2 separate regions of the Mus musculus genome follow, and region 1 is linked to region 2. Evidence: chromatin loops called from intact Hi-C (ENCODE). Cell type or tissue: gastrocnemius. All regions are shown on one strand. Each heading gives the region's core, and the rest is flanking DNA. Links, peaks and the distances in the headings are about the cores only.

Region 1 (15,622 bases), core at 6,184-11,183, 130 kb after region 2:
AATTTCAAGGCAGCTATGGTGATCTCTGACCATAGTTCATCTTCCTACCCAAATTTAAGGAGGGGAGCTAGAAAATAATTGACATTAGTACACACACACACACACAGAGAGAGAGAGAGAGTTATGAGATTCTTCTGAAAATCAAAGATAGATGAACAGTTTAGCTCAAGAGAAAAGTCTACTAGGGATCTGAAAATCAGCTTAGCAGAGATCGGCTGAGTCACCTCTACATCGGCTTCAGGGCCACTTAGATCAAAGGCAGGAAAACAGAAAGCCCCCAGCTTCATAGGCAGCGGCAGTGACATGGCCAACTAAACACTGATGGGATGCTGGAAGATAAGATGCAATAAGGACCAGAAAGTGGCAGTAGGAATCTTGAGGGCCCTCCCCAGTCCTGCACAGGTGACTGTACTAGGCATGCCTGTGGAAGCTGTCCTGCATGGTTGGTTTCACTAACCATGTCTCTCCTTGAGTGGCCGCTATACAGGTGCATACCTGTGGGGCTTGGCCTGGCCATCAGTGATTGTGAATGAGCCGCATAGTTGTCACTCAGGAGCTGATTAGAACTGTTGACTCTTGAGCCCAATTTTAAACTTAATGACATTGAATAAACTCTCAGGTCATCCCCCACCCTCGACACACACACACACACACACACACACACACACACACACACACTGCCCCTGCCCACCCCCAGCTAGAGAGCTTCTCTGGCATGTGGTTATGATTCAGAGCCTTAGTCATGTGGATGGAGTAATAGAGGTGGAAGCAGGGTGTGGGAGAAGGCCGCAGACGCTCACTGAGGCAGAACCAGGTTTCACCCCTTCAGCAAAACTGTATCCACTGCTGGTTTCCAGTTCAGCTCCCTTCGAAGCCACCGACTCCCCAGTGTGAGCCTCCGACCTTCCTTCCATCCAGTCATGTTGCTCTCCTAAAGTCAGCCTCCAGTCTCCATCAAGGAAGATAGCGCTCCTATCCATTGGGTATTTTCAAAGGTGTGTGTGTGTGTGTGTGTGTGTGTGTGTGTGTGTGTGTGTGTTTATAAAATTGCAACTTCTCACACTTTTGAATAGCCCCTTTCTTGGCAGGAGAATTCAGTATTTAAGGCTGTATTTTTCTGTTGTTTACTTGATGCAAGGACATCTGTGGATCCTGGGAGATTCTCCTTTCTAGTAAAGAACAGATAATTTTGTGATTCACAGTAAACTGAAGCAAATTTCATTTTTCTTTTCTTTTTCTCGTGAAAGAAAGAAAAGCCCCCCCCCCCCCCGTGATATTGATTGGATTACTTAAAGTGCCTAACTCACCTTAGAAATCACTAAATTCATCATGTAGAATGGTCACAGCAGAATGAGTTATAACCAGAGTAAATAATAGGAAGAAAGAAAGGAAGGAAGGAAGGGAAAGCCAAGCAGAGATAACCCATAAGAAATGTCAAGTCATTATAGTGTTTATGGAACACCCCACAGCACCCTCACACTCATCTGTATTATTAAGCAAAAAAGTGAATGGTCCGGAGAACAACAGGAAGCAGGAAGCTCATTGGTTCTCTAAGTGTGGTCTGGGTAGCCTCAGCATCATCTTGCCTGGGAAGCTGTAGAAATGCAGGCTCATAGGCTCCACCTCAAACATTCCACACTAGGGGGGAGAGCCAGTAAGCCACTGAAGCTCGCAGGGTGACTAGGATCTGAAAAGCACCAATGCCATGTAGGGTCGGGCTGACCCACCAGGAAGTGTGTGTAGGGTCAGGTTGACCCATCAGGAAGGCAGATCAGGGCAAGGAATTGAGGAACTTCCCTAGAAGAACTAGAATATACGACAAGAGTTCCTGACTTCTTACATCACGGCTCTTATACTCACAGTCAGAGGCAAAAATGAGACTTCTTACTGTTTAAATATCCAAGGAAAAGGCAGGGTTACAATGTAGGACACTAGATAGAAATATACCAGTGATAGAATACTTACTTGACAGGGCTTAATTGCCAGCACAGCAAACAACGACAACAATAATATATTTTAGACATAAAGACTCCGGTAGATGGACTATAAAGATGACTTCTTTGGTATAAAGGCCCTCCACACAATTCTGAGGACCCAAATTATCCCTAGCACCCATGTAAAAGCCAGTGTGGTAGGATGTACCTATAATCCCAATACTAGAGAGGCAAAGACAAGGAGGATGCTGGGTGCTGACTCGATGGCCGGTGAATAGTGGCACAGTGTAAGCTCAAGGTGAGGTGAGAAAGCCTGTGTCTAAAATGGAAGATGATAAAGATAACTTTGACTCTCTGTGTGCATGTGTCTCCCCACAACCAGCATGTGCATCGACATACAACCTCTCACACACATGCATGCACTCATCCAAGAAGACAAGAGAGATAAAACATGTTTCCCCAGGATGAATCTAAGCAGTGGGAAATACTGAGATGTTTATTGGCATGCACAGACACAATACATCTACAAGGACACTGGCAACTCCTCTGCAGAGGCACACATGGTGATGCTTGGTTCATTTTAAGGTGTAAAAACTAGCTCTAGCTCAGCCGTTGGGCCATTTCGATTCATTCTTGTTAGCTTACAGTTTCAGTTTACAAAGCACTTAATGAGCACAGCATCTCTTATTCATCCTGCGGTATGTTCAGCTCTTTCAACTAATGGATGGATTTCTACTCCCTTTCCAAGTATTCACTTATAAGATGCATTTGAGTTCCCTTTTTGTATGCAAACAGCCAAATCATGCAATTAGGACTTGCCCACTTCTCCAGAACAAGGGGCCAGAACAGACACAGGTCAGGACTGTGCAATTTTTATGTTCAGGCGCATCCATTAAACCAGCCGTGGGAGACTCACTTAAGTAAAGTGCAGTATTCTTTAACAGCTGCTTTGCCACACAAAGAAAACCAGCATTGTGACACCTCCCTGTAGCCTCTGTATCTCTTGAATCGAACTTTCAATGTCAGAACAGAGATTAAAATGATGTCACTTAATACAGAGCGCTGCTCTTCTCTCTCCTCCCTGGCTCGCAGTGTTGTGTGTTGAAAGTTACCTTTTAAGGCTTACACAATGTTGATGATGTGTCCCGATAGTGACACGTAAACAAGTAGCAAAGAGTGTCTGACCATGAATGAACCTGAGCAGTCCATTCTCCAAAAACTGGGGAAATAGACACACACACACACACACACACACACACACCCTACCCCGTTCCATCCTAATCTAGATGTAGAGTAATCTGATCCAAGAGACTTCGCCTCTAGGGTCACTTAGTAAGATTTACCACAATTGTGAAAAAAAAAAAAAGACAGTGGATGGGTGATGCTCAACTCAAATATTCTCCAGGAGCCGTAAGAATACACACACGCATCCCATGTGCATCCTTTCTATTGCTTTTTAGTGGGTAAACACCGAATTACTGTGTTCACCTTACTACTATTGAGTGAAATATGGAGGACAGAAGAATCACAGATGCCCACAGGCTTTTCATCTCACGAATGGGCGTCTTCCTTGGTGAGTCATTCCGTCCCTTAGACCAGTCAGTTCTGGAGGAACAACTCCCTCATTGTGACTTAGAACCTAGTTCCTCTCATAATCTCCATTCGATGCCATGTGTCTGCCTTCGGCCTTAATTATAACCCGGCCCTCATTTGCACTTACGTTAAATAAAGAGTATGCAAAGTAGTTACTTGTTCCAACTCCCAACCATAAGCTAAGCGTGGCCTCGGAGTATGGGGTAGGTGTGGCAGGGACCTCATCCTTAGCTGCCATGCCTCCCTCTGATTTTCGGTTCTACTAGATGTCAAGCCAGGCAGTTTTGTTTTCAACATAACACCTGAACCTGCCCGTTTGCCTTGCCTCCCCTCTCCCTGCACCTTGCTACCTCTCAGCTAGACGACTGTGGCATAGAATGGCTACCATACAGCCATTCCTTTCTAAAACTGCTTTACCATCCACTCACTCCTTCAAACACAAACATCTCAGTCTTCTCTTGATGAGGACCAACAGGTTATTATTCTTCAGTGATAGGTTCCTGAGGGGAAGGGGGCAGAAATCAGTAATAACAAAGAAGATAGGACATTTGGGGTTAGGAGATCTTTCATTAAGCTACAACTTGTGCTAAACAAGTTTACTAAGTACAGCATCTTATATACAGTCTGCAGGGGACAGGGCCAGCAGAAAGCTATCCTACAATAGGACAAAGTCAGCAGGAAGGCTATCAAGTAATGACATCCAAAGGGAACACAGGATACCTCAAGTATGCCGAAGACCAAGTACCCAGCGGTCTTGGGACTGATAAGTACAGCCCTTCAAGAGAGTGAAAAGTCAGGTTCCTAGGATCCAGAACCCTGGCACCCTTAAGGCCACAGCCTCGCTACTGGCATTGCCAAACGTGTTTCTGGTTTGACACACAAATCTTAGTTCCTTCTTATACACCAGGGAAAGTCCAAGACAGGCCCAGCCCACAGCGCTCCCTGCTTCCCTTTTGATGCCTTCTTCTTTTCCCCTGACATGACTGCAAATATTTACACAACACATATATGTGTGCAGACAGAGGCCACTCTAGTACAAACACACACACCCATTTCTAAACTGAACTGCCTTCTGTGGCTCTTCACTAAGCTCCAAGCAAATCCCAGATTCAGGGACTTTAATACATTGACAATAAAATTCTGCAAATTCTCACAAGCATGTCTCCAATCCTCCACGTCTTTTCCCACCTTCCTGCTTCATTCCCTAGTCCCAGGAACGAGGATCACCATGCAGACCTGCCCCTTACCCGGGAATGAATTTGTTTACAGACATTCCTCTGTCAGGAATCCCTTTGCTCACCCCTTCATCCTACCAATGCCTGTCAAACTCCCACGTCCTCCAAGTTCAGGCCCAAGTCCCTTACTGAGAATTGCAATGTGTGTTTTTATCTACTCTCATAAGGTTTTAGTAGTCGTTTTACCGTAGTCTATCACAGTCTGCTTCATGTCACTATTTACATCTCTGTTTCACTCACCTAGTAGAATATCGCATCTGTGGAACTGTGTTGTAACTTACTCTTTTCTGTTGTCTCTTATGGTACTCAATACAGAGCTTGGCATTGAGACAAGGTTTGTAAATGTGTTTGAGTATATTTATATTCTACTAACTTCTATAATAATGCCAATAACTCCCTCCCTCCCTCCCTCCCTCTCTCTCTCTCTCCACACACACACACATACACACACATACAAACACACACACGACCTCAACACAAAACAAAATATAACAGTCTTATTTAAGAGTATTGGGAACCGATTGCTCAGATATTTCATCCAATATGAAAGGCCCCTCTTCCCCCCGACAAAATCCAGTAGAGAGTCCAAATGTGATGAGCATGTAACTTGTGAAACCTCAGAAAAGCTCTTAGCCATTCTCCTTTGGGTACACTGACCTTGTCCTGGAAGAAAATAATTGATCCAGGAGTCTAAGAGCTCTCCACCCTAGGACACATGCACACATCCCTGACATGCATACATCCCTGACATGCACACATTCCTGACATTCACACATCCCTGTCATGCACACATCCCTGATATGCACACATCCCTGACACGCACACATCCCTGACATGCACACATCCCTGACACGCACACATCCCTGACATGCACACATCCCTGACACGCACACATCCCTGACATGCACACATCCCTGACATGCACACATCCCTGACATGCTCACATCCCTGACATGCTCACATCCCTGACATGCTCACATCCCTGACATGCACACATCCCTGACATGCTCACATCCCTGACATGCTCACATCCCTGACATGAGGCTCCTTGACTTGCATTAATCTCAATGATGCTATGGCTCATGCAATCCAGTGGGTCCCAAATTAGCCAGTTTTTCTGACCTCCCACTCAGTAGTGGCCTTGGGGCTAATATTTTACTGGACAATCATGTTAAGTGCTACAGAGGTTAAAAGGAGCTTTCTGTGTTGACCATTCCATTAGACTCTGTTGATAGGCCATAGTTCCTGGTTACAGGCTCAGAGCACAAGGCCACCTTCCCATTTAGTCTGGGCCCTCCGAACTGTTCTCAGTCTAGATAAGAGCAAACATCTGTCTATATTTTCCTCGTTACAGCAAAGACACTTCTTGATGTAGAAAGTACAGAAAGCTCAAAGGTGACTCGCCGCAGAAATGCAATTAAAGCCCTAAAATTTTACAAGAAAACCTCAGCGAAACCAACTTTGAGATTTAAGGAGAAAGGCAGAGAATGGGGATTTTAAGTTGTTAGACAAGAAACAGAATTCTTTTTTTCTGTGTTATCTCGGATGGTTCCTTCCTGAGACGTGGGTTCTAGAACCAGAACAGCCCTAACCCTTTACTGGCAAGAGCTGCTCAAGACGCTGGTCATCTATGTCCCTTATTTTTAATAAGCATCCAACACTATTCACAAAGCTTCGATGTTGAATGTTCCTGTGGACTCCTATGCTGAAGGAAACATGGAAAACACCTTCCTGGCTTTAACTTTCAGATTTTCTGTCACTGGTAAAATATATTTAGAGAAATCTGCGTGTGCTTCCTGTCTGACAGATGAGTAGGATCTGAAAAGTGGGACAGTAAACCATTCTTTTATGCTCTACAGCAGAACCATTGCTGCTTGCCGGAGGATAACAGTCCTCATCAAGCCAGGCTTGGGCAGTGTCTTCCTCGATCCTTAGCTTTGTTTATAGAAAGATGGGTGGATGACTTGATATTGATTGATTGATTGATTGATTGACTAACCTACTGATCGATTCTTATAAGCGTCTGCACATCAGGGGCCTGAACAATAGAAAACCATTCAGGTCCACGCAGACCAACAGTCACATTCATAGAGGAGCTGCTGTCAGGGAGCCACAGAGACAGAAATCACCATTTCTGCAAAGGAGAACAGCATTGCCTCCTGTGGTTTTATAGCTTCCTCATCCCCAGCTCTCTGCATTTGAAAGTACAAGCTCTGTAAGTTGACTTGTACAGAATGAAATGTTCCCTCCCCTTGAGGGCAACAGTGAGTGGCTGGTTCTTAACTCCTGTATCTGTAGGATGTGACTGAGTTTCCGGGCAAGTTCTGCTCCGAGTGGGAGTGGCGCGTATTCACCGAGTCAGTCCGTTGGCATCGTGTAACTGAGCTTAAGGAGAAGGGGAAAGGGTGTAACTGGCAGCATGCGTGTTTCTTAATCTACAAGGCCCTGGGCTTGATCTCTCATCCCACAAAAGGAAAGAAGGAAGGGGAGAGGAGGGGGGGAGGGAACTCAAAAGCAGTGTGGCCGAGTTCAGTGGGAGAGCACTTGCCCAGAAAGAGTTAACAATTTCATTCTACTCTGTTTCTGGCACTGGACAATTAAATAGATGAATACGTAAATAGTCTTAGAGATAAATAGAACCTGGCTCAGCGGTGATCTGCCTTTTGTTCTTGGAGACCAATGACCGTTGGAGCCCCTAAACTTTGTGTAGTTTGTATGGCAAAATGGTTACCGAAGTATCTGGGGTTCTGGTGCTGCCAAAACCCCAGTCCTACTTAGACTTAGGCTGCTAGCCTGCCTGTCTGCGTGAAGATGAAAGAAAGGGCCTTGCTGCTCTCTTCTATTCATTCCCAGGACAGAACTTTTTCTTCATCTTGTCTTTTCTCTTTCTCTCTCCTTCCTTCCTTCCTTCCTTCCTTCCTTTCTTTCTTTCTTTCTCTTTCCTTCCTTCCTTCCTTCCTTCCTTCCTTCCTTCCTTCCTTCCTTCCTTTTTGTGAGATGAGGTTACAGACGAATATTGTAAATCCTTTCCAAGCTTAGCTTATAGAGTCTTCAGTATGACCCAGCAATGCTGCCTTTCATGGACTCTGCTTCTAAATATGGGGAAACTGCAGTATAAACCATCAAACAATGAAGAAAGCCTTATTTTACTTATTTTTCGTATACCCTTCAGGGATATAGTGAGTCCTACACAAACGAATAGAGTCGAGTTTCTATCCTTCTTCTGATCTCGAGAACTGGGTTACCAGCTCCTGAGTTTAAAATCTCCCAGAAAGCCTTCTGGCCACTCTGCCACTGGTCGCACAAAGAACAGATTCTCTAGAATTACTCTGTGTGTCTAGACCACTGCTCCCACCTCAAACTGAGGTGCCCTCCCCAGCCCCCACCCCAGAGGCTTCTAGAAGACGCTTACCTCACCAACACATTAGGAATACATTAAGGCCTGCTGAATATCCACCCTTATCCCCTTCTTCCCCGCAACCCTCACCCCGCGGCCCCGCCTGAGACCAGGATTCATGGCCTCTGACTTCATTCTGCTTGGAAACCAGCAACCGGTGAGACCGACCAAGAAACTTGTCATCAGGCAGGGCCTTTGTGAGATGGCAGTCTAATTAGCCATTTCATATTTTTGTTAATTCTCTTGCGATTCACGTTAAAAATATGTTCCATGAATGGCCGCCTGCTGGGAGCGAGGAGCCCCTGTCACTCAGCAGTTGCTCAGTGAACTAATAAATATCTGAGCCAGCAGTCTCGCCTCCTGCCTCAGTTCCCTCTTTCCCACCCGACAGCTGTGTGAGACCAGACCCTCACACCACTCTCCATACCCTGTGGGGTCATAAGGATTACCAAACCAGGAAGGGAACCTCGCCCACCCGGGAGTCTCCACTCTGCAAGTTTCCTTCAGAGGCCACTCTGCCTCTTGCCTATGAGGTCACCCAAAGACGGGCGTGGAGGGCTATCTTCAAGCACGCGTTATCATAAGCAGCCAATCCCCTGAGAGGATTTCAGCATTGGAGACTCCTAAGGGGAAAATGCCACTTCATCTACTAAGCCACATCAGCTGGAGCTGGGAGGCACCCAGCTCACATCTGTGGAACAGCTTGGACCAGGACCGTGTGTTCTGTCAGTGTTTAGGTGGGGCCCACTCTGCGGCCCTTGCCAAAATTTCAGCCGGGTCCTCCCTGCTTCCCACCCTGGCCCATGTTCATCATCTCTACTGAGCATCTCAGGAAAGAAACAGTAACCCCCCCCCCCCCAAGAGGCTCAACCCATCTTCTTCTGCCTTAGGAAAACAGGCGGGAACCATCAAAACATGACAGGGGAAAAAGCTATTTGGGCAACCAGCTCTGTAGTCATCTCTCTCATGATGTAGCCTTCTTACCCCGTGGATTGCAAAGGGAGACAGAGCAGCTAACAGCGATTGGCTTGTTCCTACCCACAATAAAGCTGTGTTTTCATGTAGGACGAAGGGTTGTAGCCCAGCCTATAACTGGAAATTTCAAAGAAAGAAGAAAATTCCATGCCAACACTAGAATCACCTCCATCAGTCTGCACTTGGGGACCAGCGAACTAATTTTTCTTTCTAGAACTTGCTGAGAGATTTCGTTAAGAGGGTTCATCTCCTTTTGTATACTGCTAGTGATATGCAACACTAGGAGTGGATCTTAGTGGTTTTAACTTCTTAGAAATTTATAAACAAAGTCGGTCTTTCTTTCCGAGTGCAGTAGATAAACTGCAGGGGAGATGAAAACTGCAAACCCACGGCTCCTGGGACAGAGCGTGATCAGAAAGGATGAAGCGCAAACCGGCGATTTTGCTATCCTCCCGTGGCTCTCTTGTTTTTAAGCAATAGTGATTTGAATCTACAGAACAATAATCACACTCAAGCCCGTTATTTCAGTAAGGAAGAGTTGAGCAAATGAGCTTCGTAAACTTCGGTGTCGCTGCCCAAACTTGGTCTAGGAACAGGATTTTCTTGCAGCAGTAATAGCCTCCAATAGACGCTCTAACTGTGGTCCAGACTGCCTGGCATCTGATGTGCGGCTGGAGAGTGGTGTGTTCTACTTCCCTAACTCATGAGGAATGTAACAAAAATCCACATATTTGTTTAAGTTCTTTCCCTCACACTTAAAATATTAGCTAAAGAAACCAAGTTTACTTTAGAACAATTTGCGCAGACCCTTTAGAAACAAGCTAGCCAAGCAGTGTAAAGACGTGATGCCAGATAGGCTCTTGGTGGCTGCGGGAACCGCTTTCTAACTGGTTCTTGCTGGGCAGGGATGTACTTCTTCCACCCTGAATACTGATAATAGAAAATACTAACAGAGTTTCTTTTCCATAACTAAACTATTATGTTCATATGAGCACAACACTTTACATAGACAGTAAAAACCCTGCAAGTCATAATGAGAAACGGCCTTGCTTCTGAGCCACGGTGTTTTAAGCAATGTTGCTTCACTTCGTGCAGTGTGACAACAGGATTAGTGCGCATGTTGTATGTTGATAGCTTGGTCTTCAGTGAAATCATGGGATGTGAACTGTCCACACTGCCAAAAACACCCTAGACTCATTACTTGTTTGATTTAACATTAATTTTCATTTTTTTGCCTTTAGAAAGCTCTTAGTGTTGCCAAAATTTTTACAACACCCAATATTCTATTACATGGCCCAGGAGGTTATACCCCCATACTTTAAGAATCTGTGGTATGTACACATACTTTGCTATTTTTAAAAAATATGTATATATGTATATTTATTACAAAATATATACAAAATGTATACAAAATAATATATATAATTTATATAAATACAACATATGTATAGTGAATGTGCAAAATATATACATATATTATACATAAAATCTGTTTGGACTGATATATGTAAAAGTGGTAACTGGCTATTCTTGGTAAATGACTATTCTTGCATGCTAGGCAGAATTATCAGGGATATTTAATACACTCTACAATTTTCTATGTGGTATGACTTGAATTTTAATTTGGAACACCCATTACTTTACATTAAAAAGAAATATGTTGGGGCTGGAGAGGCGGCGCCAAGCTGAAGGACATGTACTGCTCTTGAAGAGGACCCAGGTCCATTCTCAGCATACACAGAAGGCAACTCACAACTGTCTGGAACTCCAGTGCAGGTCATCTGCCGACCTCTGGCCTCCACAGGCACTTACACACCTGTGGTGCACATAAACATATGCAAGCACACACACATAAATGAAAATAATAAGCAAATGTTTTTTAAAGGAAGAAATCTGGGCTAGAGTGATGGCTTAGTAGTTAAGAGCACTGGCTGCTGTTACAGAGGTCCTGAGTTCAAATCCCAACACCCACATGGCAGCTCACAGGCATCTGTAGCCGCTGTAGTCCCATGAGATCTGATGCCCTGTTCGGGTGTGCAGATATAAACATAGACAAGACAGCTGTACACATATAATACATAAATAAATAAACCTTAAAAAGGAAAGATTTATGTTTTTATTGAATATATTTTCCCTAAAACTGATGTTGTGCACATTTCTGAATTGTATTGGCTCATTATTTCTTCCAACAATAAGATCCTTCTATAATCAAAAAGGCCTTGGTCCTTGAAGGCACTTCTATAGAGGAAGCATGCAGAATATCCCTTGTAAATGGCAAAGGCCTGTTGAACTGCAGACCACTAGTGAAACATCAGTGCGCCACATCGGTGTTCTAAACATTTTTTCAGAGTAAATAGTTTTTGGAAATATTATAGAAATACCTTATTAACGAAAACCCTACAAATTCAGAATTTATAAAGTCTTTTGAGATGAGTGAAAATTGCCTTTTTGAGTGTCGGTAATTATGATAGATGCATTAAGCATCCCGTTGGCTGAATGTCAGGGTGAACACTTCATTTCCTGAGAGGACACACAGCTCGCTTCTTACTCTCTGTGGACACCCACTCCGTGCACAGCCACGTGATTAATAAGCACATTCTTTGATAATTATTATCGAATGACCAGATAGCACGAGGCTCGAATGCACATAAAGCTACTGCTTGCTAATGGAAGTTATCAATGGTCCTTCTGCCAAACGGCCTTGGACGTCATCATATGAACAGTGTTCTTTTCATTCTTAAAACTAATACAACTGCATTCTTCTCAGGCTTTGAGCTACATTTTTTTTTCTTTCTTTCCCTTGATTAGTCTGTAAGAGTAGCATGTGCTAAAATGTCAGATATAATTAACAAAGTTTAAACAGACATGGGGAATGTTAGGGGAGCTGTGATCAAAGACATCTTACCCAGAGACTGGTTCCTTTACATGCTTTGCTTTTGGAGTCAATGATCCGAACTCATTGATCGTTTCTTTTCATGGCAATCAATTCGAGTCACTCCCACTTGAAATGATCCTATCCTATGCACGGAGTCTCTAGTCTATCACCCTTTTCATAGTAGAGTCTTAGTGAGTATTAGTCTCTGCCATCATTGAGTTACTTTCCATTTGCAGAGGTGATAGTTTTGCAAGGAAAGAGCCTCGGGAAGCTCCAGAGGGTCAGACGCCCTGCACAGGTTCCTCATTAGCTAACGGCAGTGAGTTCAACAACTGAGAACAAGTGTGTGGCTCCACATTGCTCTTTAACCGCTTTCAGTTTTCCATAGGTGAAGAGAGATCAAAGAGTAAGCCATAGGTTATACGCCTTCACAGACCCTATCTCACCATCAAGGAAGCAACTAAACAGTCTCTTACAGCTGCCATACATAGTCGTCATCTTCCAGATCTTTGTGAATAAGGGGTTAGAGGAGGCGAGCATGCAACATTCCAGAACACCTGCTTCATCATGCTTCTAATGTGGCAGCAGGCACATACACAAAGCGACGGGGCGGCATGGTGACATTGTCTTGCGTGTATGTAGTAGACTTTGTGCCCTCTCTCCACTTGCTGCTGTTTGGATTCCTTTTCCCATGGCACACAGTTCCACAGGAAGCCTTGGCCAATAGGATTTAATCAACGCAGAACGACAAGAGGATTGTACTTAAGCATCACTCATTCTTAAGAGTGGATTAAAATCAAGTATTAGAAGAATCCAGACTCGGACCTCAGTGTCCATGCACAAGGCTTTCCCCTGTGGCCTGTGAAATCAGAACTCAGAAATCAGCAGTGAGGGACAGAGCTTGCGAGGGTGACTTATGGTAGGTATCGAAGCAGCTACCACCATCACTCCAGATTGGGTCAGGCCATCGAGCCTTGGTGTCCTTCTGGATATCTAGCTCATAACGGGGTAAAGAAGAGATGAATCCCCTTAAGGCTGCATCTTATTCTCACTTTTGCTATTAACTAATGTTTTGCAAAGTGGTAGGAAAATGTCAGAAGATGATTAATTCGAAAATTTCTGAGAATTGGAAATCTGTCCACCTCCCCTTCCTTATTTTTTTCCTTCCACTTATTTATTTCTTACATTTTGATAAAATATAGCATTAATTGCCATCTTCTCAAAATATTTCAGCAGAGCAAAAAACCTTCCCCACCCCCATCGGATTCTTGGTTTGAGTGAGGACGAAGGACAGGGAAGAGACGAAGCTTGCTTCTGCTAGGCTCTCACGGAGCTTGAGGGTTCTCCGTGTGAGAGAGCATTCCTAGACTCTATTTTCCACACCTAATAATTCACCCTCCCAGGCCCCCATGCATGTGTTTATCAAGGTTGGTACCTTCACCCCCCCCCCCAATTATGTAAAATTCTTCACTGCCTTTACTTCCTCTGAAACAGACCAGCTCTTTCATTAAGAATATTTATGGGAAATAATGTATTTGTGGAGTTGAAGGCCAAGTCAGTTGTCTGGATGCAAATGTGCAGTTGGAGGGTTTATCAACAACACTCACTAATGGAAAGTACTAATCAAAACTTTTCTACAGCAGTAAATTTTTATATTTTAACCACTGGATTCCAATTAAATGTATTCAATATAGCAAGCTTTGATTAAGCAAATTTAAAAAGAGATTATGTATACACCCCTGTGAAAAACAAGGCAGGCTAGGTATGCAGACACTTGTATATTCTTAATAGAAGTCTTTACCTGAAGATAAAAACCCAATAAATTGTGGCCCATAATGTGCCTTGGACCGTGTTGATTTACCTGTATTACAGAGTCAGCAGAAATCAGTCTTACCAGGTACACACCACACTTATATATTCCGTGCGTATAAAATGCATATAAAAGATCCTTTTTTCTTTTTATAAAGAATTACTGAATTTCATTAGGGCAAGTTTTGCTCTAAAAAAAAAAAAAAAGTTTCTTTGTGGACTGTGGAACACACTGATTGCAAATAAATGAGAGCCTGTGCCCGTGCCTGTAAAGGGAGGAAAAACGCTTAGTGTGGAAAAAACACCATAAATACAAGATTTGCCCATATCCTACCATACAGTTAGTAAGATCTTTAAAAGCTTCTCCCTGCTTTCACTGGTATATAAATATTTTTCTAAATGACTCAAAAAAGATATTATGTTATTTAATTGAGTCTGCTAGGAGAGGTCTGGGGACAGACGAATGAAAATCATTTGGGATTTTTTTTTCTTTAAAAAAAGTCATTTTCCTCATCTTGAGGATTTAAACACAACATCTCTGCACATTTCCAATAAAAATGTCACAAACTTTTCATATGTGGGACCCCCTCTCCGTGTTTGAGTTCTAGGATTAGTTGCAGCCTTAGAAAAATATTTAATTCTCTTTATTCTGTGACAAGGCGTAATGAATCCAGGCTGAGTGTCTTAAGGAAACTCAAGAAACCTCTTGACAGCAAGACGGCTCCCAGACCCCCGTTCCTGTCATGGTTTTCCAAACCCACACATGAGCTGGACCCACATCTGAAGAGAAGAGAAGGACGGGGCTTCCTTCCCTGACCTTTGCTGTATTTAAGTATGAATTGTGTTTATTGCTCAGTCTCTCTGAGTGTCTAAATGCCCCTTTTGGGCACAATTTAGACTTCTCAGAGTGCATATAATAAATGCAGAGACGCTCATTACTTCTGTCTCTTATACCCCATCTTGCTCACTGCCCACCTTTGGGGGATGTAAAAAAAAGCCATACCAGCCTTCTTCTGTCCTTGCTTTAAAATAATGTCACTATGTGAAAATCTTGATAGAAGTCCTGTAGTGGCTTTTCTTTCCTTGAAAACCCATAATGCCTTTAAAGGTGTTCCATCAGACACTGCACGTTTAAAGAGAAGTGAGAGGCACGTGATATTATGAATCCTTTTAAATCTCAAAATTCAGGGGGACAAATAAAAACGATTTGTTTCTTGTCTTGGGATCCTAATTTTATAGATGGAAGAGGCTGCTATTGAGACGACTATTTTGTAGAGGAGAGTGGCAGACCTTTCCAGAATTTGGAAAGGGAAGCCTGGACCAATGGGGCTGTTTCCCAGGTGACTGTTGACGCTAGTTCTGCGTTCCATTCCTGTTTCAATATACTTTTCCAAACCTCGGGACAGTGGGAGAACCGATCCAGGCTCAGAGGAGGTTGGTGAGTGTCTCCAGATATCCTCTTGGGCAGCCTGCCTTGGGACCATCTCCCAGCCACCAGCCTCTCCCCGGCAGAGGAAAGTGTGTGCACCAGCCATTCTCTGACTGCAGTCACTGAAGCCTTTAGGTTAAAGAGACAGCCTGTGTAAGTGTCCTAGGGTAGGGAAATCACTGCCTGAAGGTCACCTGTTGGGTACCTCCTAAGGTCGTTTCCTCAATTCGGGCGCCCTCTGGCGACGCCATGGGAAACTGCACCCCTTGTAAGGTGCGTGCAGGGACAGAAGGGATGCTGTCTGTTGAGTTTGACCCTGCAGGACCGACTAACTGGGCTCTGTTCTTACCTGAGTGTTTCAACATCGCAAAGCCT
Region 2 (15,622 bases), core at 7,192-12,191:
AACGATCGGACGCTGTTCTGTGTGGTGCTGAGGAGGGCGAGGTCACGGCTGTGCGGTTCTGCTTGCTATGCACTTACGGGAGATGTTTCAGGAGAAACATCTGAGGATGCTGGAAGGCTGTCTCCCACTGTTATCCCAGCTACGCTTAGCAGCGAGTGTGCACTTGCTTCAGAATTTTAACTTCAGGGTTTTCCACGTCGCACTGGACATGATCCAGTGCTGTTTCGAAGACACTTGTGCTCCTCCGTTAATTTTATATACCTGGAGTAGTGGGAGGGTTGATTTAAAAAAAAAAAAAAAACTTGATTGATTTGGTTTAGAAACAAGTTAATGTCAGAGTAATGGATTGACATTACTACCTGGTGAGGAGTAATGATTCGGTCCCTAATGCTCTCCGGAGAGACAGACAGAGACTTTTGTGTTGAAAATTATCACTACATCTCTGTATCATACATGAGTTTAGTATTGTATATACAGTAGAAGGAGAGGGCAAACCCGGCTCACCTTGTGGCGACTACTGCCCTTCCCCTGTCTTACTTAGCCTGGCTTACCAGACAGCTCAATATGAACAGAGGCAAGGAACCCATCACCGTGAGGTGTTTGCATGTTTTGTGTGAAATTAATCGTAACATGCTATGAGTCTTTCCCCTTCCCTCCTTACTGGCCAGAGGTGAAAGGGGAGCAGAGGCTGGGGAATTGCTTTCTGGAGAAAGGAGGGGTGGGTCAGAATCTAAACCTGAGTTTGCCTTGTTGGGTGCGGCAGGTCTGCATTTTAAAATGGGAGTGAAGGAGCTAAATGCCTTCTCCACATGTGAAGCCTACCTTTCCCCATCACTGAAGGATTCCTCTAAAGGTTCCCCAGCAATAGAGCAGGTGTAGTGTGTATGTATGCATGTATGTATGTATGTATGTATGTATGTATGTATCCTGAAAGGCAGGCATGGCTGTACAGCTTGCATTAGAGTTCCTGAAGAAATGCATGGGGAAGCGGGGAGAGGGCCTTGGCTCTTCCTGCTTGGAAAGCTGCTTTATTTTCAGCTTGGCTTTTTGGAATGACATTTCCTTTGTGTGGTGCGATGTGTAGTTTTCTAGCTCTCCCCATGAAGAGTATTCTGTGTGACATAATTGATTAGGTTTCACTGTCCAAAAGTGGCACAAGAGACGAGAAAGAAGCTCCTTGCTCCACAGATGTCCCAAACAGGCCACACACATCCTTCATATACATAAACTGGGGCTATGGTGCCACTGTCACTTGCACGGGCAAGAATGGCATTTATAAGAAGCAGATTCTTCCAAAGTCTGCATCTCGGCTGAATGCATGATGCCATTTTTTTCATACAAGTTCAAGTTCACACAAGTTCAAGAGATACTCTGTGTTGGATCCTGTTGTTTGTTTCAGTGCTAAGGATATGTGGGTGCTTGGCAAACACTTGGTGGCTGCATACTGGACTAAGCATCAAGTTTTTAAATGAGATTTAAAGTTAACACGTTTAAAGGTCATAAAAAAGTCCAAATTGCATGTAATTCTTCCATAGTTTTCCAAGACAAGATTTCTATTCTCCAGTCTAATGTCATAGCACACAGCTGTCTTTTAATTATTATTATTATTATCATTATTAATTTTGGTACCCAGGGGTAGAGGCTGATGGTAAAGCAAGGGATGAGAGTTTGCAAAGTCAGCATCGCTGTACATTGGGAACAACCATAACTGCTTATCTGTGAGGAATTCACCCAGGCTAAAGGTTCTGAGGCCGTAGTCATAGTGTTAAGCTCGGTGGGCATCAGGGGTGTGCCAGGAACAAAGAATGCACACTTGATATTTTTTTCCAGAGTTAGAGTTCATGTTGACTTATCTGTGAGCTCCTTACCAATAATCAGAAATGCCCTGTGTGTGATCCACAGAGAACTAGAGAAGGGCCCCTAGCCTGCTGTGCCTTCTGGGATACTAGGTGCCACTTCTGTCATCATTTGAGGGCTGTTTTAGAATGTTTTTGGCAGAGGGGGGCTTATTTGGTTGCTGTTTTTTTTTTTTAAGTTTGCTTAGATAACCACCGATTCACATGAGTTGAAGAATTCATGTGATTTCATGACGAATTCATGATACCATTATAGCGTTGCCTCGATTCTCCAAACAGCAACATCTTGGGAGATGATGGTCTAGAGGCCCAGACAGGGCATGGACCCCAGTATAGCCCAGGTCTACAAGCAGTTCTTCCCAGTCTGGCTTGCATTGGTCTGTATTCATGGTTTTCCATGTAAAAACAGAGGGTCAGATTTGCTTGTCCAGGGCTTAGATGCCAGCCCTGACACACATCCGCCACCATCACCATCGTGAAGAGTAACCTAGTGAGAGAAGAGGTCCCAGGGCCTGTCTATGAACACTGTCAGGTGGCCATTGGAGGGATGCTGATGGCATCGTCCTTCTTTAACATTCATTTGGAGCTTCGAATAAAGGACACTCTGGCTTCCACAGGGGCCCCTAGGCCATGGTTTTATTCTAGAAGGAAAGGTGAAGACAAAGTTCTGGGGATGCAGGAGAAAAGGCTCAGAAAAAGAGCAACACCACGTGGATACCTAAGCACTGTTGCTCTCATCTATGACAGGGAGGAAGGGGTGGCACGTCCTGTGACTGTGGAGTCTCGTGCACATAGTGTGACCTTTGGGATTCTGAAGGCCTGGGCTCAGATCACTGTCCTACTTCCTGTCTGTGTGACATCAGAAAGCCGCTGACCCTCTCTGTGCCATCTGACCTCTCGTCTCTGTAAAATGTAAAGAACCAGACCCCTTTGTGGACCTGTGATGAGGGCCCCCAACAGCCAGTGGATTCATAACAAATTGCCAGGGGCTGTGAACTCAGGGAACACTTCTCCTTGGGGCATCGGTCACTGTTTTGGCTGCTATTCCCAGAATGAGTCTTGATCCAGTAGCTCTCCAACCCCAGGCTTCCTTTTGTGACATCTTCCTTCTTTTTATTCCAGTAACCAAGCAGCTGAGCTCAGGGACATTCCCCCAGTTCTCCCTCATATGGGCAGTCCTGGTTCTTCTCAGTTCACGGTGAAGCTGAGGCCACAAACTTACAAAGGCACAAACCCATCACACAGAGCCAGCTCCAGGCACCAGAAAGAGAGCAAAAAAGAGGACTCAACCTATAAAGCCTGCTGGCTTTTTCTGGCCTGGGTGATTTCAGGGAACCATGAAGGGGTGAGGTAGAACCATGCAGTGTGGGTCCAGGCCTTCTCACCCACGGAAAACTGACACTTTGTGAAGAAGACACTGAAGCGAGTCTAGCCATGAGAACTAGATTCAATTCCCAGCAGGACTAAAAGTTCACGTGCGCAATCGCACCTGTGAGTTCCTTTGCAGGCGCCACTTAGTGGTACATACTGCGTGCTTAGCGTGCACGAGGCACTGGATTTGATCCTCAGCACTGCAATCAATTAATCAATCATCAATCAATCAATCAATATAAATAGACTTTACATAGAGAGGTCAGGTCAGGGCTTAGAAGCAGAAATTAGTGTTGACAAGGAATCTTGACATGTGCTTCGAAGTAATCAGGGTGGGAGAACTCTGGACCTATACTTAAAGCTTACAGCAGCTGGAGATGAAAGTGGGATTTTCTTCTGCTCACTCCTTGGTGGGTCTCAGGATCCTAAAAGCCTTCAAAGGGGACTTGCTTTGAGTTACAAAGCTGCCCATCTAGTTTCCTGGCTGGAGAGCCACAGAGCAGAGCGGGGAGGAGGAGCCACCAGGAGGGTGGAGTCAGGCAACACTGGAAATCCAAATCCTGGCCCCAATTTCAGCTTGTGATTATTATTTTTTTTTTCTGACACACACCATTACTCTGTTTGAAGTGTCTGCTGTGAGGTTGGTGTTTTCAGAGGGCTGCGTTTTATGGGTGTTGGTAACATCAGAGGCCGTTCCTTAAATTACACTCTGGAAAACTGAAATTGACTTGGCTTAGAGTCCATCCACTGCAGAGTACACAGACATAACAACATAGCCATACATCTTTTCTTCCTGAACCTACGCTGGCAGGAGCGCTTATTAACGATCGGTGCAGCAACACAGAAGAAGAAATCGATAGTCTGCTATCATCCCAGAAACCAGAATGGCAGTTAGATACTAGCCAAGACCTATCTGGACACTTTGCTCTCTCTATCAGATACCTCAAATCCCTTATCATTCCTTACTTTTCTGTCTGAATGGCTGGAATTGACCTGAATATGCTTCCCCTGCCCCCAAAAGCACAGCCTATAAAAACTGTCAAGCAGTCTGTTAGTTATGTATTCATAGGAATGGGAAATGCTCCCAGGAGGCTGCACTGTGATATCTTGTATACTCACATGAGTTACTAGGAGTCTGTGAATCTCTAAAGAATTGACGACATCTTGGGCTGGACCCATGGACTGAGATGGCCAGCTGGCCCTTTTGCTGCCTGTGGGGCTTGCTTATCCACTTGACTGTGTGCTGTGCCCTCCACAGGGCCCGCATCACTGTTAGAGGAGGGGTAGGGAACAAGCTTATTGGCAAAGCCTTGTTCCTTACTATGGTCCAGTGTAATCCTGCCCAGTGAGTGCTGTTAGAGCTAGGCTTGAATCTGGCTCTGACATTTGCTAGCACTGTAATTTTTGACAATCCACGGATGCTCATACTTACATGTACATGCACATATCCACAACTGTGTATCACACACCATCATCACCACCACCACAACCACCACCACCACCATCATCATCATCATGCATCGAGAAATTTTGTCATCAGTGTTCCTTTTCAAGAAGGTAAACTTTGAGCGGGTTGGAGGTGAAGTGATACCTTCCCCATACCATGAGCTGTAGGCTAGGTGACCATTTCTTTATAGATCCGAAGATGAGGTTTAAGATGGGTCTTTAAAGTAGTTTTGTTTCCACTCTAGAAAGAACCAGGGCTTTTGTATCCCTCGCCCTTCAGAGTCAAGAAGTAGAAGTCTTTCATACTCTTTTTTTTTTCCACTACAGCACCAAGTCTTCTGTTGTATCCCATGTCTGCTTGGCTTTCTTATTTATCATAACGCTTTGGTCAGCTCAACCACGCTTTGTAAGAAAGGGCTGATCCCATTTAATTCCTCTGGAATTAATCATAATAGCAGCAATTAAAACAAACTCATCTAGTATGAATGTAGAGATAAATTGCTCTCGCCTTACGTTTCCCCTCTCGGGCTGCTCTCACCAGCATCCACCCTCATACAGATGCGCGGAGGCCTCCCTGCACATTGATGGCTTTTCTGAATCCCCAGTTTGCTCATACAGCGCTACTTTTTTCCCTTCCCTACCTCTGGAAAGGGCAGCTCCAGGGGACGGGTCACAAGCAGCAACATTTGATTTAGATTTTACCCTCACCATCTGGAACCCCTTAGCAGTAGAAAAATATTTCTATTATCCTAATGCACTCATAGAAGTCTTTCCGTCCAACCAACCCACTTCACAGAGTCAGAAACTGAGAGCTCTGTAGATTGTGAAGATGGGGTGGAGAGATCGCTCAGTGGTTAAGGGCTCTTACTCCTCTTCCAGAGGACCAGAGTTCTCTTCCCAGAACCGGGAGTTGGGTGGCTCATATTACTATGTTAATTTCCGCTGGAGATCTGACACTCTCTTCTGGACCTCAAGGAACCGTGCACACACTTGGCAGACATACACAAACACATGAGTAAAAATAATGAATACAAATAAATATTTTTTTTCAAATGTGGAGAGAATGAGTCTGAGGTCATAACGAGATCTCGTAGCAGAGCTGGACCCGGGATCTAAGGCAGAATGGCAGACACACACTTCTATCCCACTGGGTTGCCTTGCTGTTCTCTCTTCGCTAATCCTTCTCCGTCCTTTTCACGCCTCTTGGCTTCTGAGGATAGAGGGGCGAGGGAGAACCATGTGCAGGGTGTTAGCGAGCTGTGCTTCTAGAAGCTGTGTCCCATTCAGGTGCCCAAGCTATTACAGACCCCACTACCCTAATGAGGAAAGAGCTTAGGGGGAGTAAACAAAATAGCTTGCCTAGTTTGCCCTTAACCATAGGGTCTGTGGGGTCTAGTTAATGGGTAGAGCATGCTGCCCCTTAGGCCAGGAGTCCCAGGCCATACATAAGATAGGATAAGCTGACAGACTTCCACCGGTCTCTGCTCCTGCCTCCCACTGTGTGAGCCTGACCCACATGGAGCAGATGTCCACTGAATTCAGAGCTGGGAGCTTCCGTAGCACTATCACCCACCCACCTGCAGGATATGACCTCGGGCCTGCCAGTCACACTGCTTCCTCCCTCCACCTCAACATGTAGGGAAGGGCTTAGACCACAATCCCCAAACAGCCAAACGTTGCGCTGCAATCCCATAGAGGTTCCTGCGCCTCGTGACCACAGAGAGCATGTCACCTCATTACCAATTCTGAAAAGACAAACAACAACAGCAACAGCAACAGACCAGAAGGTAATGCTCAGGTGTTTTAATGACTTCCCATCCTTGACCATAGAGGCAGCTTTTAATTTGTTAGGTTCAGGGTAAGCTGTCTGCGATGTCTGACAGTGCCTTTGTCAGGATGCTTTATGGTAAGATGTGGCACAGCCAGTTAACCCAATTCACCTTTCCATAGCCACTACCCAGCAGCCTGGGATTCAGCTTCCCACGAATCCCCACGGCTCCTTGGTGTGAGATGAACTACTGAACGTCCTGACCTCAGAAGAGTTTCCAACTAGTAAATGATGGTGACGTACTTGGGAAATACACATGGCAAGGCATGCTTGCTTGTGTTTGTAAATCCTAATCAGACTATTTTTTCTTAACTAGCAGTGTCCCTGTGCCTCCAACCCATTTATACACTGCCTATTTCTCCCAAACTCTGGGTGAAGCCTCCTATGGGGTACTAGACTAGTGTACCATATGATCGTATGCTCGTGTTTAAGGAATTGTGAGGCCAATTGATAGCGCTATTGGTAGAATTGTCACCAAGAAAAGTGTGGTTAGGGGTTTTGAATCTTTTTAAAAAACACTATAGCAGCAGCAATGAGGAATTACTTTCTACCCAACCCAGTATACTCTGTGTGTGTGTGTGTGTGTGTGTGTGTGTGTGTGTGTGTGTGTGTGTGTGTGTTGATGCACAAGTATACAGTTGGCACTCGGCACCAGTGGCTGTTATAGCCACGGCTCCAGCCTGAAAACATTTTGGGAAAATTAGTGTGTACTGAACATGTACAGACATTGTCTTCTGTTCCCTAAACAACACAGCACCATGACTATTTACACACCATTTAGACCAAATTAGGCAGCGTGAGTCAGCTAGAGATGATTTAGAGCAAACTGGGCACATGTGAGTGGTTATGTGTAACTACCCGAGTATTTCATCAAGGGGCTTGAGCAGCTGTGCGTTTCGGTGGCTCCCACGACCAATTCTGTGACTGCCTCACAATTCCTTAATGAGATGACTGTGTTCACACATACATACATACAAAGTACTACATATATCATACATATATAGATACATCATACATACATACATACATACATACATACATACATATGCTCTGCCTGCTCTTTATGGAATAGTACTCTGACTGGACATAAGTTGCCATGGGTATCTCCTTCTATCTCCAATGGCTGACACCAGGTTGTACTGGTTTTATCAATTTCACACCATTTGCTCACTGTGGCATTGCACTCGGGCTTGGAAAAGCACTGATGCAGTAGAGCCATCGCTGGTGATGCTTAGTGAGGTCAGGCATCCTGGGCTGAATCCCTACCTATGCCCTAGTGCCAATATTCCTTGCCTGGATCTGTAAGCCTCGAACAAAATGATGGCGTTTGTCTTCAAACTAAGTTTAGCCTCAAAGATCTTTATGTCTACCTTTGTGAGATTACAGCCTGGGAAACAGTGCCCCATTTGGTCCACAGGTCCTGCAGGTCCATAGGTTCTCTACTATTACCACTCAGTTCCCTGGAACGCAATCCACACAAACAATGCCTGACCAGAACTTCTGTTCAGTCCTTCCCGGTTCTGCCATTTGGCGGTTAGTTTACTTCCCCAGTGAGGCTTTCACTGAACAAGATGTAGCAGGCCTGATTTCCACTGATTTGGAGGTAGGAATCCCAATTGCCCCCAATTGTCCCTAGAATCCAAAAGGATCATGCCACTGACTATGCTTCAGTATCACGTTTTGTTCTTAGCGTGTGAATGAGGCCTGTTCAGGGAAGAACGAGTCAAAGTGACCTTTCTAGAGGGTAGGGCAGGCAGGCAGGCAGGCAGGCAGGCAGGCATGTGAGGCTTATTCATGTCATTGTGTCGGCTAGTTTCTTGCCTCTAAATTCAGTATTGATCCTGAGTACCACCCCAGTCATTTGGCTTACACCTGGGATGATACCATCTTCTGGTTCGTAGAAAGAAAGGCCTTTCAGTTCAGAGAGAGAGAGAAAGAGAGAGAGAGAAAGAGAGAGAGAGAGAGAGAGAGAGAGAGAGAGAGAGAGGAGAGAGAGCGCCATACGACTCCCTGCACATCAAATAGTTCTTATAAAGCACCATTTTGATGAGTTAAGTGTAAATGAATTAGAAACATACGGATTAAATTCCCCTTGAAAGACACATGGGTTTAAAAATTAAGGGGGAGAGTGCCTGGCAAGATGGACTTCAGGGCTGTGCCAAACCTCAAACCGTTTGAAAAAAAAAAAAAGGTTTCAGACATTTTTACTGAATGCAAAATGCCATGCCATGGCCTCCTCCCCAGTCGTGGCAGTGAATCTTTTAACAACAATTATATGACAAGAAAAAAGGCCTGTGAGGGATCGCCGTTTACTGACTTCTCCTTAATTGCCCTACCTCTGGAAAAGAATGCAGTCATGGGTTTAAGAGAACTGTCTGATTGACAAACTACAATTTTAAGGCTGGCAATTACTAGAAAATAACCGTCAAAACTTAAAAATACCTGCTGCCCCATGTCAATCACAGCCCTTTCTAAGTGGGATAATAAACTCTAGGGAGCGGTGGAATTGAGTATACTTTCTTCACCGGTGTCTAGAGCCACACACGGCGGCAGTTCTGGTTGCGTGTCTGGCATGATGGTGCCAGTTCCTTGGAGGGAGGAAGGGAAATTGTATGAAAGAAGACTGAAAAGAAAACCCCCTCTGGCTCACGACGGCAGCTGCTGCACAGGATGCCGCATGCTCTGGAGAGAGTGTGGGATGCCATCGCAGGTTGCCGGGAAGAAGCTTGAGTTCTGTTTAGCTTCTCTATTGAATAAGCCATATCGTAACTTCTCCACACGTCAGAATTCTTCCTGGCATGTGGAGACTCGGGAGCAACGTATTAAGGATCAATTATCTCACGACTGTTCTGCATGGGGTGTATGAAGTCGCCTCCAATTATTTTTTACTGGCTATTCCTGACAAAAGCAGGCTGACACTTTTACTGCCTCATTTTTTTTCATATGCAAAGACACAGGAGTGGGTGTACAGAGAGCCAACTCAGTAAGCAGAGAGCAGTTGGTTGACAAGGGCCATTTGCTCTGTGAAGCCATCTTGTTTCACGTTCGCGTGTGAGCCAGGATGACCAAGGTTTAGTTGCCTGCTTCCTTCCTTCCTTCCTTCCTTCTCTCTTTCATTCCTTCCCTTTAAAAGAAAGAGTGTATTCAGTGGCTGCCAATATCAGCTTAGAAACCCCGGGACAATAGTGAATTTTATCGAAAGTTTTCACGCCCATGCAGACCCCCTCTCCCACTAAGAGTATTTCTGTTTTTTAACTTTATTCTGCAAGCCATGAGAAAACTAGTGTTTTGTTAAGAGACTCTCATATAGCACCTTGCACTTGCCTCCAGGAACCAAAATTAATGCTCTGCAGAAGTCCCCTACAAGGAGAAAATGCCACAGAAAACTGCTTCCAAGTGTTCCCAGTGAAAATCTTACCGAACACTGATTGTTAAAATCTGTTTTCTGCGTATCTTACGCCTATCTACATGTTTTGAGCTCAAAATAAAAATAGACAAGGACTAAAAATACTGGAGAGAAAATATATTTATACCAATTTTCTGTCTTGGAAAAGGCTCCAGTTTCTGCAAACAGTAGCGATGAATCCTAGCTCCGTTTTACCTTTCTGTAGGCAGCTCCATGTAGAATGGTGGTGGGAGGGGGGCACTTTTGACTCTGGAAGCTTCCAGTCTCCTGTCCAGGAGTTCTGTCCCTCTTACTCCTAGTATCTGTCTGTCCCCATCTCATGCCATGCCTGCTTCATTAAAAGCACTATCAAATGCTGCTCTTCAGTGGTGACTCAGCTACTTCCCTGAGAATCTGCAAAAGGAGTTGAGAGAAAAAAGTTCTAAATGCCCATTGTTCCCATTCGGGCATGCTCAGGGGCAGCCACCTGAGTCTAACCAATGCATGCTGGCTAAATGGTTTCTATTCGCAGGTGGGGGTGTTGTCATCCAAAGAGAACGTTTTCTTCCTGCATTAAGCTATGGGTGGTGGGAGCTATTTAAAATCCTCCCCACTCTATACCAACATACTGTAACAACCCACCTAGTGTGGGCAGTTAACTAAGCAGAAGTCTTCTGCTACCAAAACCGACCCCTACACATATATCTGTGTTTGCACACAGCCCCCACATGTGCCTGCGGTGTGAGGTTAATCGTTCTTCCCCTGAGCATTTCCTGTGTCTGCTCCTCTGGGCCCTGGAACCCCCCAGGGGGTTGGGTAACACTCTATGGGGATAGCTGCTGTTACAGACGGCCTTCCATACCTCCCTTCTTTCCCTTTATCCATGATGGATTTCTTTAGGGCAAAATAATCTTTTATTCATGTTAGACTGGGCGTCGTTCTTAAAACACAGCTGAAGCTAAATACATGTTTGAGCCACAGTTATAAAATATTTTGTTTTGTATCGGTTGGAACTACCACCAAATGGTGTGTGGGATGCTGCAGCCAGCCTGGATGCTTAGGTCTTGTAGAAAATGTGAAAACAAAGTGTGGTGGGGGAGAGCTGGCGTTCAGGAATGAGTTCCCACTAGGTCTTAGCTTACTCCTCTAACCTGTGTTTATCCAAATGGTCTTATTTATATCTATTTCCTTTTGATAAAAATAGCTCTAAGAAAAGCAAATTTATCGCACACAGAGATGGTACATTTGAGTCTCTGTGGCCCAATCTGTGCAGATTCAGTTAAACGTTCATTTTCTGACTCATCTGACTTCTAAGCTTTCGCTTTTTAAAAAGAGTGCAATTAAGACAGGTTCCCAGGGAATATTAAAAAAAAAAACATAAGTCTCTGAGTGAAGCAGACAAGCTATAGGTTGAGGCCCATATAAGGAGTGTGTGGGCATCTGCCCAAAGGGAGAGCAGCCTTAAGCGCCACTCTAAGCCCACAGGGATGCCAACACACCTTTGAGAAGGATGCATTAGGGATGCAAATTCAGAGTTCCTTGATGATGATAAGCTCTGGAAAGAAAACAGTGAAACTCATTAGAAGGTTTTGGGAATAGGGGAAGCTGAGTCTAGTTTCTGCTACCTATGGCCCAGGACCTTTTCCAGGTTCTTCTCTGCCTCTGACCCAACAATTCTAATAATTTAAACAACCCCTCCCCCAAGAATTCTGTCCATTTTGGATGAAGCCAATTAGCTCATTTGTCAAAGGGCCAACTTTGAAGTTTCATCTGTGTCAAACTTCAGTGAGAGCCATTCTGTGGATGGCAAACCAGCTAGAAACAGGTATCCCATGTGGAGTGTGCTGGGCGCTCTCCAGGTGCTCGTTTTTGTTAGGAAAGTGTGATGTTGGTATGAAATCCATCATTCTTACTCCATGGTCTCCTCCACATGGACAAAAAGGAGGGTTCTATTTAATAAACATGTTAGAATTTCCTATGGACACCTTTAATCATGATCACCTGAGTTATTCAAAATGTTGTCAAATGATATTTATCGTAATGAGTAAGTTGGAGTGTAATTCTTTATATAATCACTCTAAATTTGGAAAAAATATATATATAATTGATTTTTTTCCATCTTCCTTGATCTTCGGGGAATTGTATTAGGATATCATGAAACAAAATATTTGAAGTATGTTTCAAATAATGAACAAAAATTACTTCACTTAATAAAGATGTGGAATTCATTTATGAAGACAAGCACTGGCTGTGGACCAGTGAACCAAAGGGGGTTGCCAGAAGTTTGTCCTGGGCAGCCATTCTTGAATGCCAGCGGCTCTCTGGCACCCCTAAGCTGACTCCACGTTAGGAAAACAAATTCTCTCATCCATATTGGACTTTAAGATAATTGCTTTTATTTATTTCACTTAACACACACCACCAGCACCGTCACCACACGTGGTAGAAGTTATGTCATCTTCCTTATGAAGCAGACAGTGGCTCTGACAACCAGTTATGAGCAATGAATGCCTTATTTATAAAAAAGATTACCCAGCTTATGGGTTTGATGCTTGGGAACTGAAAATAAAAGTTAATTTTTTTTGACCTTTCTGGAGAGTTTAAGCAACTGAAATCACTGGCAAAAAAAAAAGAAAAAAAAAAAAAAAGAAAAGTGGAAAGCACTTAATTCTCATAAGAACAGTTGAGTGGTTGGTTTGGCATTAACCTAAAGGGAAAGTCAGAACTCCTGGAACAAACCATTTGGTATTTTCCCCTTTGTGCTGTAAGAGAAAGAGTCCCAGACTTCAGGAAGCTCTGTTACCAACAGCAGACAAGCATCCTGGTGCTGCTCTGGTCGAATCTCTACAGGTCCATAAACCTTGCGACTCTGTAGGTATTCTCTTGTCTCCTTCTTCTACGTGAAGCACTATGAACTGACAGCAAGCATGAACTTTCCCAATGGTCAAATCAATCAGAATAATTATGTCTGACACACACATCCCCAGTTATCATGGGCTATGAATAGAAGATATGAGGCAGGCGTTGAACAATTACACATATCTACAGGTACAACATGGTATCAAGCAGGGGCTACCACACCACAGACTAGACATACCTCAGACTTAGGACTCGAAGAAAGTTTTAAGAAAATAATGTTTAAGCAAAGGTCTAAAGGATGAATAACAAAATAACAAAAGTGAAGATGGATAGGCAGTCTAGGCATAGGCCACAGGATGAGTCAAGGCCCTGGAACAGGAGAGAACTTGTTATATTCATGGAAATTAATGAAAAGTAGTACTACCTCCAAGAGGTGTAGCACTTTAGCATTTAAAGGATGCTTTCTCTTGGGGGGGGGGGGGGGAACGTCCTAGATGCAAAGGAAACCCATAGAAGAATGTTGATGTACTGGAAAACGTCATGACTAACCTTTTAGTTTACAAAGATATATAAAAGAATGCAGTTAGACTACAGAGGAACAACACAAGAGGCAGAAACTGTTTCAGAAGACCAAGTAAGAGAAGATAGTGTTTGGACCTTGGCAGTGAGGATGGTGCCAGAATGGATGGAGTCCAGGTCAACTTTAGAAGTCTCCACTTGAAGGAACTTGATTGGAAAGACATCGTTATTTATATCTATGCTATTATATCTATGTTAAACTATCATGTTACTACCTAGACTCTGTTAGTTCACATACTGAATATATGTAAAGTTATATGGGACACTCTCTTTGGGTCACAATCTAAGCATGGAGCACTATATTAATCAAGTTTTGTCAGAGAAACACACTAATAAGAAGGAGATGGATGGATGGATGGATAGATGGATAGATAAGTGGGTGAGTGGATAGATGGATAGATAGGTGGGTGGATGAATAAGTGGATAGAAGGATAGATGGGTGGATGGATGAGTGGGTGGATGGATGGGTGGGTGGATGGGTGGACAGATGGATGGATGGATGGATGGATGGATGGATGAGTTAGTGGATGGGTGGATAGATAGATGGATGGGTGGATGGATGAGTTAGTGGATGGGTGGATAGATGGATGGGTGGATGGATGAGTTGGTGGATGGGTGAGTGGGTGAATGGATGAGTGGGTGGGTAGATAGATGGATGGGTGGGTGGATGGATGATGATGATCTCTGACTTACAGTTGTTTGTGGTGCTGGGAACATAGACTCTTCCAGCCTTCTGCTTCACTTTCAGCTCAGGACCCAATAAATCAAATGAGATACTTTACCATAACATAACTGTTAGAATAAGTAATTTTGTTCAAATATAGACTAATATAAATGTTTTAATAATTTTTATGTAAACTCAGCTAAGGTATGACTTGCAATAGTATATGAAATACAGCTATGACTTACAAAATATACTCACAAAGTTGTCATGAGTTTATCCAGATACAGCCCTGTCGTAAGTAGAGGGCTGTCCAACTATCTATCCACCTCCTGTATACCTACCTGACTTAAGGAATTGGCTAATGGCTTATATTATGAAAGTCAAGAGGCTCCAGAATCTGCTGTCCACCAGCTGGAGACCCAGGCGAGCAGGTAGTCTAACTCCTGGTAGAAATCTGAAGGCTTGAGAAAGAGAAGCATCCATGGGATTTGTCCCTTCCCAAGATCTTGAGAAAGAGAAGCATCCATGGGAGTTGTCCCTTCCCAAGATCAAGAGAAGACAAGTAATCATACAGAGACAGCACCCCCTTCCTTTGCTTGAGAACTTTGGTTTCCTTCAGACCCTCTGTTGCTTGATGAACACTCAAATGGAGAAGGCACATTGCTTTACTCAGAGGAGACTTGTCCAGCTGCCCTAGGAATAGTGTTTAGCCAGTTCTCTAGGCAGTCTCTAGCCCACCATATTGATGCTCACAACTTTCACAGGCACTGGGTGACCATCCACAGCTCAGCATAGGACCTTAATGAATGTCATCCCGGCTGCTTAGCAGGCGGGGCCGGTAGCATCTAATACATGATAGTTACAATGCTTCCATTCTCGGGTTTGAAGGATCTTTACTGTTTTCAAAATGCCAGGTTTCCAGCCAGTCCCAATGGACACTGCATTAAAAAGTTAGAGCTATTCATCTGGGAGCCTGTCTTCCAAGACTCCTCAAAATGTCATTCTGCACGATAATAAATGGCAGATACAAATAAATAACATGAAGTTAAACCTTTGTTTTATACCTGTGACTGTACATGAGAAGACATTGTCCCCTCTCCTGCTCTTTAGGACATTGCTTTCCTTCCCTGTTAGGCTTAATGTTAGGGACAACCAAGAAGAAGGGGGCTGTTGCTATTGTTCAAGGAAGTTGGAGTTCTAGAGCACCCAGTGAGAAATTCTTCACCCATTTCCCTTGACTTTTAGACAGATATATTCTTAACTGATGGATTCTTTCTCTGAAATACGCACTTGTTGATCTCTTCCAACGTCAGCTTCCTTAACTATGGGAACCACAGGAACTGATGTAAGTTTAGTGTTATAAAGCTCTTTGAGATTCTTGGTCAGTTGTTTATATTTTATACATAAAGCAGTGGAAGTTCAGAGGCGTTTAGGACTTAGCCCAAGGCCCCCAGGTGAATGAGTGGCTGGCTGAAGCAGTAGTGGCCCTGCGGGTTGTTCATACTCAAACCTACGCCACCAACAACTTAGTTCATTTTACCATTTTACTTCAGATCGACACATCCAGAGAAGGCAGCACTGGAACTTTTCTGTTCTGGGTCACAGCTTAGGGCTCTGAGGAGAGACTTGGCTCT

The links. A loop is a pair of places that touch in the nucleus more often than their neighbours do. Peaks named below come from ENCODE experiments on the same cell type or tissue, not always from the same donor. Only the 100,000 strongest peaks of a DNase experiment are listed, where the experiment ranks them.
Region 1: it touches region 2 in a loop (16-fold over the local background); 2 of 42 quality-filtered maps call a loop at or near these places.

The regions. Positions count from the first base shown.
Region 1 is chr6:53,706,344-53,721,965 of GRCm38, forward strand. No RefSeq gene overlaps it. Among named protein-coding and RNA genes, the nearest start is that of Tril, 110 kb to the right of the region's middle. In gastrocnemius, for the core only: no CTCF peak of the experiment used is centred there; no DNase peak of the experiment used is centred there; H3K27ac peaks cover 836 bases.
Region 2 is chr6:53,574,286-53,589,907 of GRCm38, forward strand. The region is part of intron 5 of Creb5 (cAMP responsive element binding protein 5); the gene reads left to right. Gm33392 (a long non-coding RNA gene) reads right to left here. Exons shown (of 5, transcript XR_377683.2): 4 at 11,386-11,441; 5 at 7,066-10,300. Among named protein-coding and RNA genes, the nearest start is that of Gm33392, 11 kb to the right of the region's middle. In gastrocnemius, for the core only: no CTCF peak of the experiment used is centred there; no DNase peak of the experiment used is centred there; H3K4me3 peaks cover 418 bases.